Linked DNA regions of Homo sapiens: region 1 is linked to region 2. Evidence: read pairs that join two places in POLR2A ChIA-PET (ENCODE). Cell type or tissue: K562. All regions are shown on one strand. Links, peaks and the distances in the headings refer to the core of each region. The heading gives the core; the rest is flanking DNA. Region 1 has its middle 6.6 kb from the start of SOX18. Region 2 has its middle 10 kb from the start of ABHD16B.

Evidence for each region. Peaks named below come from ENCODE experiments on the same cell type or tissue, not always from the same donor. Only the 100,000 strongest peaks of a DNase experiment are listed, where the experiment ranks them.
Region 1: POLR2A ChIA-PET joins it to region 2 with 5 read pairs; 6 of 35 experiments call an interaction of 5 or more read pairs at or near these places.

What each region holds. Positions count from the first base shown.
Region 1 is chr20:64,040,306-64,045,671 of GRCh38, forward strand. No RefSeq gene overlaps it. Among named protein-coding and RNA genes, the nearest start is that of SOX18, 6.6 kb to the right of the region's middle. RefSeq lists silencers at 2,189-2,248, 2,269-2,368 and an enhancer at 5,213-5,366. In K562, for the core only: no CTCF peak of the experiment used is centred there; DNase peaks (open chromatin) are centred at 2,346 and 5,135; H3K4me3 peaks cover 930 bases.
Region 2 is chr20:63,848,744-63,854,109 of GRCh38, forward strand. No RefSeq gene overlaps it. Among named protein-coding and RNA genes, the nearest start is that of ABHD16B, 10 kb to the right of the region's middle. RefSeq lists enhancers at 2,243-2,402, 2,483-2,582, 4,757-5,366. In K562, for the core only: no CTCF peak of the experiment used is centred there; no DNase peak of the experiment used is centred there.

The sequences.
Region 1 (5,366 bases), core at 208-5,207, 190 kb after region 2:
TGGGTGGGTCTGTGGGGAGCCTGAACATGGGAAGCACTAAAGGGGGAGTGGGTCGGTTTGAGGGCCCTGAGGGAGCTGGGGAACTGTGGACGTGGCTGGGCTCAGCTGGGCGTGCTGGTGTATGGAGCATAAGGTATGGACAGCCGAGCATGGCTGGGAGGCAGCTGAGTTGGGGCCTGGAGAGAGTCCAGGGTTCTGGGCTGGGCTCAGGGACAGGATGGGGACAGGCCCTCCATGAAGGCTCCCACTGTCACATTGCCCCAGGGGCAGCTGACTTTTGCACTTGGACCTGCCCCAACCCCTGGGCCATGGGGAGGGCACTCCTCTCCTGTCCATGCATGACCTCCTGGGCGGCCCCTTGGCTCCTGCCCACCCGCAATGCTCCCGTTCTGCTGTTGAGAGCAGTCAGAGGCTGGGGATGTGGGTGGGCAACAGAAACAGCTCCCTCTACCCTGACTGAGAAAGGTTCAAACAAACCACAGCCTCTTGGGGGCAGGAGGAGGAACAGAGGCCTCAGGATTTTGGGGACACATGTCGGTGCCTAGTCCTGGACCACGACCACGTGGGTGGGTGAGAAGTCCTGCATCCTGGCCCATGGCTCCTCTCCCTCATGCAGAATGGGAGCAAGGTGGGCTTTGGGCTTCTGGGACAAAGTTCACTTGTCCAGGGTGGGGACAGCCCAACCAGACTAGGTCTAGGGGCATGTGTGGAGCTACACGAAGCGGCCCAGAGCTACCGAGAGCCACAGAGACTAGGAGAGAAGCCGCAGGTGCCTGCTCAGACCTGAGAGGCTCAGGTCCTCTTTGGGCTCAGCACTGGGACCGTAGCTCTTCTGTAGCTCCATGAGGATAGAGGCATGTCTCCCTCAGCATGATACACCAGCACCTGGCCCAGGCCAGCACACGAGCTGCTCAACAAATGTTTGTTAGCTGGAACTGACCAGAACCAACCCAGAGATGGAAAGAGACTCACTGGGCCCACGGCTGATAGGGACAGAGCCATTGGCCACGGAACCACTGAGGGCAGATCCCATGGACTGGCCCTGTATGTCTCTAGACCGACTGGTGGTGCCTTCCCTGCAGAGGCCCAGGGCAGGTGGCCTGAGCCTGGTTCTTCGTAAAATACTGTTTCTGGGTTGGGGCTGCACACAGTACTGTCCCGTCCCACCCTCATGCCTTTTCAGGGCTTGGCTGCTCCAGGGAGGTGGGGGCTGTGCCAGGGTAACAGATGGAGCCTGCAGGGCGCTGGCTGGGGTTGTGCAACTTCCCACAGCCCAGGAGCCAGGCCCCTCCATGTGCCGCACTGGGAGGAGGGGGCCGGGCAGGCTTTGAAGGGGACCTGGGTCCCGAGGCCTCCCCAGACTGGGAGTCTTTGAAAGAACATCTGGAACTCGGGCAACTGGCTGACTAGTGTCTGGATTTGCAAAACCAAAAGTTAATCCCGACTTTGCCTCCTGTGTGTTCCCCACCCCTGCCCCCAAGCTCCTCTCTCTCCCCAGCCCACCTCCACCCCTTCAGCGGTGGGGCGCGCAGCCTCTCAGGGTCTCCCAAAGCACCTTCCCCCACCACCGCCACCGGCCCCCACCCCAGCCTGGGAGTTTTGCCGAAGCTGACCAGAGGGAGGTGGTGGGGAAGATGGATGTTTTCTGAGTGCCTGCCATACCCAGGCCCTGTGAGCGGACGGGACAGACCGTCACACCGCGGCTGGAGATGGCTGGGGGGCAGTGTGAGTGGTCCTCAGAGGAAACAGCTGCGCCCAGACCTGGGAGGTGCCCGGCCTTGCGTGGGCTCTGAGCCCTGCAGGTGTGCAGGGAGGCCCCCCTGCTCCAGCTGTGGCTGACTCGGAACCAAGTCCCCCCAACTCCAGGAAACACATACTCACTGGTGGGGGGATGTCAGGTGCTGGGGCCCATTGTCTCTGCCAGTGCCTTCAGGACCCTAGGGGGGGCCCAGCGACAGCCCCCATCCTGCCCCCTCCCCAGGAAAAGACGCAGCTCCGTAAACACAGAAACAACCATCGCTCCCTCCCCGCTCTTCCCCTCCCCATTAAAATCCGGAAGAGCCAGCGGGAGGTCGCACCTGCTGGGGGAAGTGAGTCCTTGTTTTGGGGGAAATGAGGAGGTCAGGCCTCTGGGCGCAGGGCAGAGCCGCGTGCGCTGGGGAGGTGGGCAGCCCTGGGGCTGGACGCGGGTTCCCGGGTCGCCTTCCGGCCTCGCTCCCGTCGGGAGGTCCCGACACGGGCTTCCTCGCAGCCTCCCCGCCTGGCCCGGCCCGATTTTGGCCGCTGCGGTCAGGGGAAGAGGCGGCCGGGGCTCCCCACCAGGTGAGCAGGTCCTGCCCGGCTTGAGGCCAGGGGTCCGGGCTGCGGCCCGAGATAAGCGTCGCGCCCGCCGCCGCTTCCTGCGCTTCCAGCGCCGCCACTTCCTGTTTTCTCGCGCTGGCGGGCGGGGTCGTGGGAGACGGGACGGGGGTCGTGGGGGACGGGGCGGGGTCGTGGGGGACGGGACGGGGGTCGTGGGGGACGGGGCGGGGGTCGTGGGGGACGGGACGGGGGTCGTGGGGGACGGGGCGGGGGTCGTGGGGGACGGGGCGGGGGTCGTGGGGGACGGGACGGGGGTCGTGGGGGACGGGGCGGGGTCGTGGGGGACGGGACGGGGGTCGTGGGAGACGGGACGGGGGTCGTGGGGGACGGGGCGGGGTCGTGGGGGACGGGACGGGGGTTGTGGGAGAGGGAGCAGGGTCGGGGAGGATGGGGTGGGGTCCCGGGGAACAGGAGTTGCGGGGAGCGGGAGCGGGCCAGAGCAGTCTCAGCAAGAATGAACCTGGCCGGGCGCGGTGGCTCACGCCTGTGATCCCAGCACTTTGGGAGGCCGAGGCTGGTGGATCACTTGAGATCAGGAGTTCGAGACCAGCCTGGCCAACATGGTGAAACCCCGTCTCTACTTAATACAAAAATTAGCTAGACGTGGTAGCGGGCGCCTGTAGTCCTAGCTCCTCGGGAGGCTGAGGCAGGAGAATCGCTTGAACCCGGGAGGCGGAGGTTGCAGTGAGCCGGGATTGCACCACTGCACTCCAGCTTGGGCGACAGAGCGAGACTCTGTCTCAAAAAAAAAAAAAAAAAAAAAAAAAAGAACGTAGGTGAGACCCTGCGCCTTCTGCACGCCTGGAGCTGGCTCCTGGGGCTCCCCACCTGGCCTGGGACAGAAGTGGTGGGTGGGCTGGATGGAGGGTTGAGCCAGTCCCTGTAGGGCCTTAGTTTTGAGGGGGCCTGTTTGGGATTGGAGGTTTGCAGCTCTGGACCCCCCTTTCCAGGGCAGCTGTTCTAGCATGGGTTCCAGGTACTTAACATATTGTTCAGACTTTGTTATTAGAGATACGCATTTTTGTAATTTTAATAAAAACACATCTACACAAAACATTGTACACAAATGTTCATAGCAACATTATTCATTATTCATTATCATTATCAATAACACTATCATTATTCATGATAGCCGAAAAGTAAAAACCATCAGTGTCCATCAGTCGCTGAATAAATAAAATGTGATATATTCATACAAGGAGGGGATGTTACTCAGCCACAAAAGGAATGGAACGCTGACAGGCCACCGCATGGGCGAACCTTGAAAGTGTGCAGGGTGAACCAAGCCAGACACGAAAGGCCACATATAGTATATTATCCCACTTACAAGAAATATCCAGGCCAGACACTGCAAATCCACAGAGACCAAAAGCAGTTTAGTGTTTATCAGGGGCAGGGGGCAGGAAAGAATAGGGAGTAATGGGTTTCTCTTGAGGGTAATGAAAAGCTCTAAAATTAAAGATGGGTGTGGGGGCGCACGCCTGCAGTTCCAGCGAGACAGGGAGGGTCACTTTTCGAGGCTGCAGGCGCTGAGATCGTTTCTGTGAATAGCCCCTGCACTCCGGCAGCCTAGGCAACATAGCAAGACCCCTCTCTAAATAAATAAATAAATAAATAAATAAAGGCCAGGTGTGGTAGCTCATGTCTATAACTCCAGCACTTTGGGAGGCCAGGTGTTCAAGACCAGCCTGAGAATCATAGGAGTCTCTACAGCAAACCAACAAGGAGCATAGCTCCGAGGTAGAGCATTTGACTGCAACAGACAGAATGCTCTAAAATAAGACAGTGGAGATGGTTTCCAGCCTTGTGACTACAACAAAACCACTCCATTGTATCCTTAAATTTTATGTAGGTTTTGTAGAACGTAAGTGGAGCGGTTGGGTTTTCTGGGGTGCTTTTCCTGCTGAGAGGTGGGGGCGGAGTGGTGGGGGGCTAAGGTCTTCACATGTGCCCTCCTTGCCTGCCCCAGCAGGACCTTGCTGGGGTGAAATGTGCTCTTCGTCTGGTGTGTGGCTGGGTGTGTATGTGTGTCTGTGCTGGTGCTGGGAGAGGGGTGCACCATAGCCGCTCTCAGCCCCCATTTTCTCTGACTCTGCCCCTGGGCTGCCTGCTGGGGAGAGTTCAACACCTCGCTCAGTTCACTCTAGGGACAAGCTGGGTCCTGGGCATGGGGGACGGGAGGGGAGCTGTGGCCAGTGCCAGGCAGGGCTGCTAGAACTTCTCACCAGGATCTAAGGCCTGACTCAGCAGGAGGAGGGTGGAGACTTCCCTTGGAGCCTCAGGGAAGAAGGCAGACAGGGCCAGGAGCGGGAGGGGTGTGCAGCTGGTGCCAGGGATGGAGCACCCAGGCCCTGGGGCTGTTCAGCCTTTGGCGGGTAGAGGGGAGATAGATCCCTGGGCTGGGCCCTGGGAGAGGCCCTGTAAGGAGACCCCACCCACCGCTGCCGAGGAGCCGCTATTGGAACCCGGTGCCCTCAGTGGAAGCCTCTTTCATGTCCCCTTCTGATCCTTCTCCTGGGCATTTCCAGCCTCTGGGCTGGGACTTGCTTCAGCTCGGGCCCCTCACTAGCCCCCCACCCTGGCACTTGGGGGAGGGACTTCTCACAGGTACCCACTCTGTCCCCTCCTCACACAGACCATGAGGCTGTGTTGCCACCCAAGGTATCTTCCAAGCTCTCCACCCCATTGGCCTAGAGGGGGTTGCAGTGGGGGTGAGGAGTCCAGAATAGGGGATGTGTGCTGGCCATGGGACTGCCACTGTGGCCTCCCCAGGCTGTCTGTGTCTGTGGGAGTTGCCGGGGAAGGCGTGGCTGGGGAGATGCCCAGCCCAAACAGGGAGGCACTGGAGGCCGGGGGCAGGGGCTGTCCACATGAATTTAGGCAGCAGGACAGGCTGGGTCTGTTGTCTCTCCTGCCTTGGTTGGGGGTTGGGGGAGGGGCAGGTGGTCTCATGCCTGGGCCAGCCACTTGCGGATTCTGGCTGCTGGGTCGCCCTCTGGCTGAGG
Region 2 (5,366 bases), core at 316-5,315:
TCTGTGAGCGCTTCTGCCAGAGTCTGTCCCAATCACCTGAGCAGCAAATGATGCTAAATGTCATCTAAAAGCAGCCTTTCAAACGAATGACCAAAGGCCGGGCGCGGCGGCTCACACCTTAATTCCCGCACTTCGGGAGGCCGAAGTGGGTGGATCACCTGAGGTCAGGAGTTCGAGACCAGCCTGCCCAACATGGTGAAACCCCCGTCTCAACTATAAATACAAAAAAAAATTAGCCGGTGTGGTGCCGCGCACCTGTAATCCCAGCTACTCAGGAGGCTGAGGCAGGAGAATTGCTTGAACCCGGGAGGCGGAGCTTGCAGTGAGCCGAGATCACACCACTGCACTCCAGCCTGGGTGGCAGAGCAAGGCTCCGTCTCAAAAAAAAAAAAAAAAAAAAAGAATGACCTCAACACAGACCTTGAGTGTCAATTTGCCTCTGTTTCCCTAGGAGTTAAAATTACCAGAGGGGATCGTGGGCACAGTCACCATTTGACCCAGGATTTCTGCTCCCCGCATCCAAACAACAGGAATGCTTGCCCCGAAGTGAGGTGCTCCAGATGACACCTCTGCCAGGGACGCCGTCTCCTTCCTCCGCCACCTCTCCCGTTGTGTTTTTTGAGGTTCGACTCAAAATCTTTACATGTTTTTAAAAATTGAGTTTTGCCGGGCGCGGTGGCTCACGCCTGTCATCCCAGCACTTTGGGAGGCCGAGGCAGGCGGATCACAAGGTCAGGAGGTCGAGACCATCCTGGCTAACATGGTGAAACCCCGTCTCTACTAAAAATACAAAAAATTAGCCGGGCGTGGTGGTGGGCGCCTGTAGTCCCAGCTACTAGGGAGGCTGAGGCAGGAGAATGGCGGGAACCCGGGAGGCAGAGCTTGCGGTGAGTCGAGATCGCGCCACTGCACTCCAGCCTGGGCGGCAGAGCGAGACTCCGTCTCAAAAATAAAAATAAAAATAAAAATAAATAAAATAAAAATAAAAATTGAGTTTTATTGAAGCATAATTTTACATACAACGATATTTACCAATTTTAAGCATCCTACTTGAAGAGCCTGGACAAAGGGAAAGCAGGAAACCACCTCCGCTGCCGCCGGGTCCCCTGCCCCGCCAACCAACCACGCATCTGCCACCTCCGCTGCCGCCGGGTCCCCTGCCCCGCCGACCGACCACGCATCTGCCACCTCCGCTGCCGCCGGGTCCCCTGCCCCGCCGACCGACCACGCATCTGCTTTCTGTAAGGATAGTTTGGCCTTTGCTAGGATTTCACGTAAAGGAGGCCCTAAGCACGTGGTCTTTTGTGTGTGGCTTCTCTCACTTAGCATCCTGTTTTTGGGATTCACCCCGTAGCGGCGGCCTTGTCTTCCCACCGTAGGGATGAGCCACTGTTCGCTTATCCACTCGCCAGCTGATGGATACTTGGTTTTCTCAGCTTTGCGAACGCTGCTGCTACAAAGGTTTGAGGCGAGTCTTCCTGCGGACGTGTTTCATCTCTTCTGGGTAAATACCTGGGCGCGGGATGCTGAGTCACGCTACGTCTCCTTTCCTGAATCTCTTTTTTTTTTTTTCTTTGAGACGGAGTCTCTCTCTGTCGCCCAGGCTGGAGTGCAGTGGCGCGATCTGGGCTCACTGCAACCTCCTCCTCCCGGGTTCAAGCAATTCTCCTGCCTCAGCCTCCCGAGTAGCTGGGACTACAGGCGCCCGCCACCACGCCCGGCTAATTTTTTGTATTTTTAGTAGAGATGGGGTTTCACCGTGTTAGCCAGGATGGTCTCGATCTCCTGACCTCGTGATCCGCCCGCCTCGGCCTCCCAAAGTGCTGGGATTACAGGCGTGAGCCACCGCACCCGGCCTGAATCTCTTTATATGTTTTGGTCACCCCATGACTGCATCCCTAAGAGCAAGGACCTTGCCTGTGCTGCTTGCTGCAGTGACCAGAGCTCAACACGACTGCTCGCCTGGAGGATCTTCTGAACAGACACTCACCCACTGGGTGAATGGGTGGATGGCAGCGGTGCCAGGACAGTGGGTCCTGGTGATGCCAATGGGGAGGTGACGATGGGCTGGAGGCACCACAGAAGATGCCAACGGTGACTGCGGTAAATGAGGTGGCAGCGACCGCGGCCGTCAGCAGTGATGCAGCCGTGGGTGGATGGTCGTAATGGGGAAGACCTCACATAGCCTGGAGACGCCTGCTTCAGCCCTCCTTGAAACTGAACTCACCTGGGGAGATGTCATGTGGCCCCTCCACTTCCCCCTACTTCAGGCACCCATGCTCACTCACACCTTGGAGCCAGCTGTCACCAAAACCCACGCACTCTGAAATGACTACTTGCAGTTTCCCCCTCTGTGGTGCAACTGCCCCCCTCCCCGGCTGTTACACCTCACCAAGCGCTTCGCTCCAGGACAACCCTCCTTTCTCCAAAACAGGCGGCCTTCCCCTTTCTTTGGCTTCCTTCTTATCCAGTTCAGATTTTGTGGTCCACTCTTAGTCACTCTCTCGAAAATGTGGGAAGTCTTCAAATGTCCCTCCTTTTGTGGCACCCTTCTGAGAACTTCAGCCTTGCCAGCACCTAAACCACTGCCCATTGTAGGGAAAATCAAGCCAGGAAGATGGGGGCCACCCAAAACCCATGTCTGGACGTTCTGCTGCACCCGGTCCTGGGGAGTCCACACCTGGCAAACGGAGACGTCTATCCACTCAGTCCCCACCCGCTGCACGCCGTGGTCTTTCCCAAGCACTCCGGACTTAGTCTCTGGATGGTTTGTATGTTAAGCTGTTCCCTGCTCTCCAGCCTTCCCACCAGCATTTACCACCCATTACCTCGCTGACATGCAGACAGGAGCTGAGAAATGTTTAGCTGAGAAATTTTCAGGAGCTTCTTAGAAGTGGCTTCCTTTCAGCCGGGCACGGTGGCGCACGCCTGTAATCCCAGCACTTTGGGAGGCTGAGGTGGGCGGATCACGAGGTCAAGAGATTGAGACCAGCCTGGCCAACATGGTGAAACCCCATCTCTACTAAAAATACGAAAATTAGGCCGGGCACGGTAGCTCACACCTGTAATCTCAGAACTTTGGGAGGCCGAGGTGGGCGGATCACAAGGTCAGGAGTTCAAGACCAGCCTGACCAACATGCTGAAATCCCGTCTCTACTAAAGATATAAAAATTAGCTGGGTGTGGTGGCGTGTGCCTGTAATCCTAGCTACTGGGGAGGCTGAGGCAGGAGAATCATTTGAACCCTGGAGGTGGAGGTTGTGGTAAGCCGAGATCGCGCCACTGCATTCCAGCCTGGGTGACAGGGCGAGACTACATCTCAAAAAAAAAAAAAAAAAAAATACAAAAATTACCCGGGCGTGGTGGCACACGCCTGTATTCCCAGCCACTCAGGAGGCTGAGGCAGGAGAAGCACTTAAACGAGGGAGACAGAGGTTGCAGTGAGCCGAGATGGCGCCCCTGCACTCCAGCCTGGTGACAGAGCGAGACTCCGTCTCAAAAAAAAAAAAAAAAAAAAAAATTGGCTTCCTTTCCAACTCCTTGCACCAGTTTGCAAAGCCCTACCCATCTCCCCACTCCCCATCCCTAGCCTCATTCCTCCTGGTCCCTAAGGTCCCAGCCACTCTGGCCTCTGTTCTTATTCCTTCAGCACTAGGGCCTCTCCCAGGGTCAGCCCCAACTCCACAGCCTAATTCACAGGGTGAATTCCTACCCATCTCTCTGGTCTCAGCTCCTGATCCACCTCCCCTCCAGGATGGCAGCTGCTGGTGTTTGCTTCCTGCAAAACCCTTCTTGGCCGGGCGCAGTGACTCATTTCTATAATCCCAGCACTTTGGGAGGCTGAGGTGGGCAGATCACCTGAGGTCAGGAGTTCGAGACTAGCCTGACCAACATGGTAAAACCCTGTCTTTACTAAAAATACAAAAATTAGGCTGGGTGTGGTGGCTCACACTTGTAATCCCAGCACTTTGGGAGGCCAAGGTGGGTGGATCACCTGACGTCAGGAGTTTGAGACCAGCCTGGGCAACCATGGCCAACATGGTGAAACCCCGTCTCTACCAAAAATACAAAAATTAGGCCAGGCATATTGGCTCATGGCTGTAATCCCAACACTTTGGGAGGCTGAGGTGGGAGAATCACCTGAGGTCAGGAGTTGGTGGCACGAGTCTGTAATCTCAGCTACTCGGGAGGCTGAAGCAGGAGGATTGCTTGAACCCAGGAGGCAGAGGTTGCAGTGAGCGGAGATCGCGCCACTGCACTCCAGCCTGGGCAACAGAACAAACTCTGTCTCAAAATAAATAAATAAATAAAATTAAAACATAAAATAGGCCAGGCTCAGTGGCTCATGCCTGTAATCCCAGCACTTTTGGAGGCCGAGGTGGGTGGATCACCTGAGGTCAGGAGTTTGAGACCATCCTGGCCAACATGGTGAAACCCCGTGTCTACTAAACATACAAAAATTACCCGGGCATGGTGAGGGGCGCCTGTAGTCCCAGCTACTTGGGAGGCTGAGGCAGGAGAATGGCTTGAAACCGGGAGGCGGAGCTTGCAGTGAGCCGAGATGGCGCCACTGCACACCAGTCTGGGCGACAGAGCGAGATTCCGTCTCAAATAAATAAATAAATAATAAAAATAAAATAAAATAAAACCCCTCTTTGGGTTAAATCCCTACTTGCTCACAGCAAATACCCTGAGGGCAAGGATGGGACCGGCCAGTGCTTCGTCCAGCCCAGCAGGCCCGTGACATACGTCCGCCGAATGAATGATTCCCGTTAGGGATGGTAAAGGGGGAAGGTGGGGAGATCAGGTCATCACCAGATGCAGAGAATGACTGAGGTAGGGAGAACTGCCTTCATCCTGCCCTCCTGGTATCCATGGTGGGAGACCACCCAGGCCCAGAAGGACATCAGCTGGTGGAAGGGGAAGCCCACCTGGAATGTGACAGGCTCCAGCCGCCTTCACCCTCCTGGTCCCGGCCTCCACTCAGGTGAGCCACCCTCACCCTCCTGCTCCCCGTCTCCACTCAGGTCATCCACCCTCACCCTCCTGGTCCCTGTCTCCACTCAGGTCATCCAACCTCACCCTCCTGGTCCCGGCCTCCACTCAGGTCAGCCACCCTCACCCTCCTGGTCCCTGTCTCCACTCAGGTCATCCACCCTCACCCTCCTGGTCCCTGTCTCCACTCAGGTCATCCACCCTCACCCTCCTGGTCCCTGTCTCCACTCAGGTCAGCCACCCTCACCCTCCACTCAGGTCAGCACTGCCTGGGACTTTCCAGGGGGCTGAGCGGCTGACCAGGAGCCTTTGCTGGGGCGGCCTGGGCACCCGGGCACTTCCTGCAAGGCCTCCCTCCTTGCAGCCCCAGCT